Linked DNA regions of Homo sapiens: region 2 is linked to region 1. A link is a loop called in an ENCODE intact Hi-C map of the cell type or tissue named here. Cell type or tissue: HCT116. All regions are shown on one strand. Each heading gives the region's core, and the rest is flanking DNA. Links, peaks and the distances in the headings are about the cores only. Region 1 overlaps ENPP3 (ectonucleotide pyrophosphatase/phosphodiesterase 3). Region 2 overlaps STX7 (syntaxin 7).

What was found. A loop is a pair of places that touch in the nucleus more often than their neighbours do. Peaks named below come from ENCODE experiments on the same cell type or tissue, not always from the same donor. Only the 100,000 strongest peaks of a DNase experiment are listed, where the experiment ranks them.
Region 2: it touches region 1 in a loop (4-fold over the local background); 2 of 110 quality-filtered maps call a loop at or near these places.

What each region holds. Positions count from the first base shown.
Region 1 is chr6:131,693,778-131,696,595 of GRCh38, forward strand. All of the region lies in intron 15 of ENPP3 (ectonucleotide pyrophosphatase/phosphodiesterase 3), which reads left to right. Among named protein-coding and RNA genes, the nearest start is that of OR2A4, 6.2 kb to the right of the region's middle. In HCT116, for the core only: a CTCF peak has its summit at 1,223 (motif pointing right); a DNase peak (open chromatin) is centred at 1,254.
Region 2 is chr6:132,473,633-132,476,450 of GRCh38, forward strand. STX7 (syntaxin 7) reads right to left here. Exons shown (of 10, transcript NM_003569.3): 3 at 1,961-2,030. Among named protein-coding and RNA genes, the nearest start is that of STX7, 38 kb to the right of the region's middle. In HCT116, for the core only: no CTCF peak of the experiment used is centred there; no DNase peak of the experiment used is centred there.

The sequences.
Region 1 (2,818 bases), core at 82-2,581:
TTGAAGTGATCGTTATTAGATTGCTGATTTTAGCATCCTTATCTTAACAATATAGATGAGAATGAGGAGTAAGGCTAAGAGTGTGCCCAGGGACTGTAAGTGCCAGCACCTTCCTACCCCCACTATGCTGTCCATTAAGGCAGCAGACAGATGATATCAGCTGTCTTTCAGCCTGATAATGAGTGATTGATTACACAACTCTTTAAGACCTTTGTCATCTTTGTGGTTTTTATAAAAGAGCACATATAGGGCTGTAAGACCAAGCTAATGAATTAGTTGTAACATTTATTTCTTATTACTATTTATAATGGTAATTTATGTTGATTATTGAAACATTTGCAAAATTTAAATGTGCTTAGAGAAAACAGAAACCACTTTTGACTTTGTGCATGCTATTTAGCAGTTCTACATTTCAAGTGATTGTTATTAGACATTATGACTCACTCCATCTTAAATAACCAATTAATCCATTGATTCAACGTTTTATTTTATGCTTGCCATGTATGCACCAGGCCCTGTTCTAGGCATTTGAGATACAGATCTGTCTCCTGCTCTCATGTACTGTAGTGGAGAAAACTGAAAATAAGCCAGTAAACAAATAAATATACACTTTGTGATAGCTGATAATTCCTATTTTTGTATTTCATACCAGCACTTTTTTCCTTATGCATAAGTAGATGTAAAAAGTATCTGGACTTTATGGCATTTTTCTAGCCTATTTAATATGTATGAATGTAATGCCAGGGGGATAGAATGACAATGGCAATACAGTGGCTAAGAGATATGTTTGACAAAGAAAAAGGAGATGACACTTTGGGAGGCCAATGCGGGCAGGTCACTTGAGGCCAGGAGTTCGAGACCAGCCTGGCCAACGTGAAGAAAAATACAAAAAATTAATAAAAATACAAAAATTAGCCAGGCATGGTAGCACCTGTAATCCAAGCTACTGGAGAGGCTGAGGCAGGAGAATTGCTTGAACCCGGGAGGCGGAGGTTGCAGTGAGCCAAGATCGCACCACTGCACTCCAGCCTAGGCGACAGATCAAATTAGTATTTGATTCCATCAAAAAAAAAAAAAAAGGAAAGAAAGGAAAAGAAAGGAAAAGGAGATGAAAGAACACAAGGGACAAGGGACAAGGGAATTAGGCTCCAACATTCAGGATCAGGAACTGGGGATTTGGCTAAGCCTATTCTGTAAGATAACCTGGAAACCCCTGTTGGGCCTGAGAGTGCAGTTTCACACTGGTTCACTAGATGGTGCTGACCCCTCTCTTTGGGATCGAAGTTTATTAGCCCTTTGTGTAGATGGGTGGCTGTACTGTGGCTCAGGACATTCTCTAGAAAGTATTTTCCTTAAATATGTGAACAAAATTAAGCTCTACTAATATTAAGTACATACAACTGTTAGTAATTTAGGTATGTAATATATAAATAAATATATGTCCAAGTTGGGGTACATTCTCCAGATATTTACTGTTAAAAGTCTAACACCAAACAAGTTAGGTCACTGGTACAGAAGGAGAAAGAGCTGTAAAGTGAGAGCTCGCCCACCCAAATACCTCTGGGTATCATGTATTAATACTCAATCTCAAATGGTGAGCTGTTTATTCTTTTAAAAACCAGCACTGAAATGTTAAAAGAACTGCAACCCAAGAGTTCATGGCCAGGCTCCCCACATAGCTAGGTTGTGGGAACTTGGAAAAATTAATATCTTAGAGTCTAATTTTTCTCATCTGTAACACAAGATTAGCCTAGTTTTATTATTTTCTTGCCATTAACATACAAAGTAAACTAACTTACATCAAAGGAAATTTTGAATACAGCCTTAACAAGAGAGCAAGTGAAGAATCTAATCTGGGCCAGGCACGGTGGCTCACGCCTGTAATCCCAGCTCTTTGGGAGGCTGAGGCGGGCAGATCACAAGGTTAGGAGTTTGAGATCAGCCTGGCCAACATGGTGAAACCCCATCTCTACTAAAAAAATACAAAAATTGGCCAGGCATGGTGGCGTGTACCTGTAATCCCAGCTACTCGGGAGGCTGAGGCAAGATAATTGCTTGAACCTGGGAGGCGGAGGTTGCAGTGAGCCAAGATCGCACCACTGCACTCCAGCCTGGGCAACAGAGCAAGACTCTGTCTCAAAAAAAAAAGAGAATCTAATCTGATTAAATCCTGGGTTCACTCTCTCCAACTCTTAAAACACAAGCCTCCAGCTACTTATTTTCTAGTGAAAGTACATCATTTTTAGTAATAATGTGCATCATTTGATAATTAGGTTAGGTCCCCTTTGTACAATTAAAGCAAATTTCAACAGTTTGTATAATCCATTTTCATCATCATCATCTTTATTTTACCTAAAATGTGTTAGATCTTACTAATTTGGGGAAACCTGATGTTTTGATATAGTAGAAGTATTAAGTGCTTTTTTAAAAGAACATGAATGTTAGCTTTTAATTTTGGATCAGCAACTGACAAATAAATTTCAGGCACCTTTTTAAGAACTAGAGATAACCAACAAAGTACCTGACCAAAGGATCTTTGCCCAGGTAGGAAGATAACAGCTATAATCAGATGGGATAACTATTGCACTAGAACCACGTACAAGGCTCAAGGAAGCAAAAATTACAGACCCAGGTGTGAATGTCAAGGAGCATCAGAGAATGCTTCCTGGTAGGGGTGGTTGCTGATCGGGGTTTGGAAGACTTATGATGGGATAGGATACGTGTTGCCATACAGCAGGTCTGCCCTGTGCAGTCTGTCGGTTGTACAGTGGCATCCTGCCAACAAGGTGAGTGGGAGTGGAAATGGAATCTTTGCTCA
Region 2 (2,818 bases), core at 93-2,592, 780 kb after region 1:
AAATTGAAAAGATTTCCAACTTAAAAACATGACACTAAAAAAAAGCTCATATTAATTGTGATGTTTTACAAATCACAACATCAGTACCTCTTATATATTTCATCTCATTTTAAATATGGTCTGGTCACACTTGGGGTCCTTTAAAATAATGAGATATTGTATAAGAATATGCTTAAGAATAGGGATCTGTATTTGACTGACAAAGGGTAATTAAAATCTATTTCTATCTCTATTTACCAAATACCCTATCTTTAATGCATTTTTGTAAATCTCTGGAAATCATAATATAGTCAAAGTTTTAAAAAGAAGACCTTAGGCTGGACATGGTGGCTCATGCCTGTAATCACAGCACTCTGGGAGGGTGAGGTGGGTGGACTGTCTGAGCCCAGAATTGAAGACCAGTGCCGGCAACATGGCAAAACACCATCTCTACAAAAAATACAAAAATTAGCCAGGCATGGTGGATGTGCCTGTATTCCCAGCTACACAGTAGGCTGAGGTGGGAGAATCGATTGAGCCTAGGAGGTCCAGGCTGCAGTGAACCGTGATAATGTCACTGCACTCCAGCCTGGGTGACAGCATGAGATCCTGTCTCAAAAAAAAAAAAAAAAAAAAAAAATCCTTAGTGACTACGGATATATATTCAGAATCTTCATTATTAACTCTATCAAAATATTAGAACTTTTATGAATTATGTACTTCTATTCCATTTTACTTTAGTTTAATGAATTGTGGTTTATTATTTAGATTTGGAGCATTTTTACCATTCTGACACTTACCCACTGTGGAAAAATAAAATATAAATTAGAGATAATTGTAAGTCCTTCAAATTGTACTTCCTAAAAATATGAATTCCTATTACCTATCTTTTAATATCGTCCTCTTTGCAGTTTTCCCTCTATAGTTAATGTTGTTTAGAAGTATTGCTTACTAGATATATGTGACTTGAAATTTACAGCTGTAACAGTACTGAAATAAAATTTAAGAGTTAAGTTCTAAATGACATTGGGTAACTCGTTAAACCCGTAAGAGACATGAACAAAATGGAAACAGTTCTTTTGGTCTATTTCTCTTACTCTAATTCTGTAAGGTTTAAATGATAAAATATGTAAAAATACTCTGTAAAATCCACAACATACCACAGACAAAATATTATCACTATGACTGCTGGTCTTCTAACAGCATATTAATTTACTGGAATATGTACTATATAATTCATTATAACTTTTTTTTAAACGGAAGCTAATGCTCTCTGAAATTCAAGGATGTAGGTATAAACTTGTGGGGAGACAGCTCACGTAGCTGGTTATGTATTGGATCTAAACCAAATAAAACTCTGGTGACTGCGGGGATTTTTAGCTATGGAAAGTAAATCACATAAATTGAGATACTAGAGTATAATTTTTCAACAGCTGTCAAAAACAACCTACCTAAAAACTGTAAGAAATGCAACTAAAGAAATTCTGCTTTGATAGGGTAAGCCTATCAAGGAATTTTTTTTTTTTTTTTAAGACAGAGTCTTGCTCAGTCGCCCAGGCTGAAGTGCAGTGGTGTGATCTCGGCTCACTGCAACCTCCGCCACCCGGGTTCAAGAGATTCACCTGCCTCAGGCTCCTGAGTAGCTAGGACTACAGAAGCTCGCCACCACGCCTGGCTAATTTTTTTATTTTCAGTAGAGACGGGGTTTCACCATATTGGCCAGGTTGGTCTCGAACTCCTGAACTTGTGATCTGCCCACCTCAGTCTTCCAGATCTTTAATATAAAAACACCTGCCTACTCCAGACAGGGAAAAATCTACACAAAAGCTTGGTACAAATGTATGGATAAGGTAGCAGAAAAACTCCATTGTTTTTCCATTTTTTCTTCCAGTAAACATAATATACTACATACTGTAAAAGCAACAGAATAATAGCAATAGAGTTTTTTCTTTCTCTTTTATTTATTTAACTAGATACTTACAACTGTTGCCTCAATTCAGGTGAATCTTGAGGTGTTCCAAGTTGATTCAGAGTTCTTTGTATTTCCACAGCTATTATAATAGAAAATTCATGTATTAATTGTCACAAAAGTTAAGGTAACAGAAAGAGTTAAAAATTAATATGTACAAGCAATTGGGCAGTTGAAAAGAGACAGAAAAACAAAGATGAAAATAGAAAATATTAACTGGAAAAAAGAATAACTAAATGGTTTACTTAAATCTAATTAGTAACAAAAATTTTCAAGAGGAAATTGTGTGAGAATGTTAACTTGTGAAAATGCACTTATGACCCAAAAATACTATCTTCTTCCTTATCCCATCAGGATATTATTAAGTAAATACAAGGGCACACAGACTTTAACACTACTAGCATAAAAATTGTGAGGAAATAAGTAACAATTACATATTTCATTAGAATATAATATAAATAAGTTATTGTTAATAAATGAGAGGAATAGAATTACAAAAAATCATTTTTCAATTATCCATGTAATAACTGATTTCAGCAAGGTCATCAAAAAATGCTAAAATCACAGGACATTCATACAACTTAAATTACCACCACACAGATGACATTAATTACAAAAGATATAACTTTATCATATATAAATCTGTTGTCTGAAAACAAATGACCAAATTTAGCAGTGAGAATGGAAAAAACTGACATTATGAACCTTGTGGCATGCTGCAGCGAGAAAGCCACAATATGATCTGAGGATTTTTCTTGCCAAAATATTTAACATGAATCTAATCACAAAAAGAAATTAGACCAGTCTAGACTGTGGGACAATCTACGAGATAACTTGCCTGGGCATTTAAAGACGTCAATGTCACAAAAG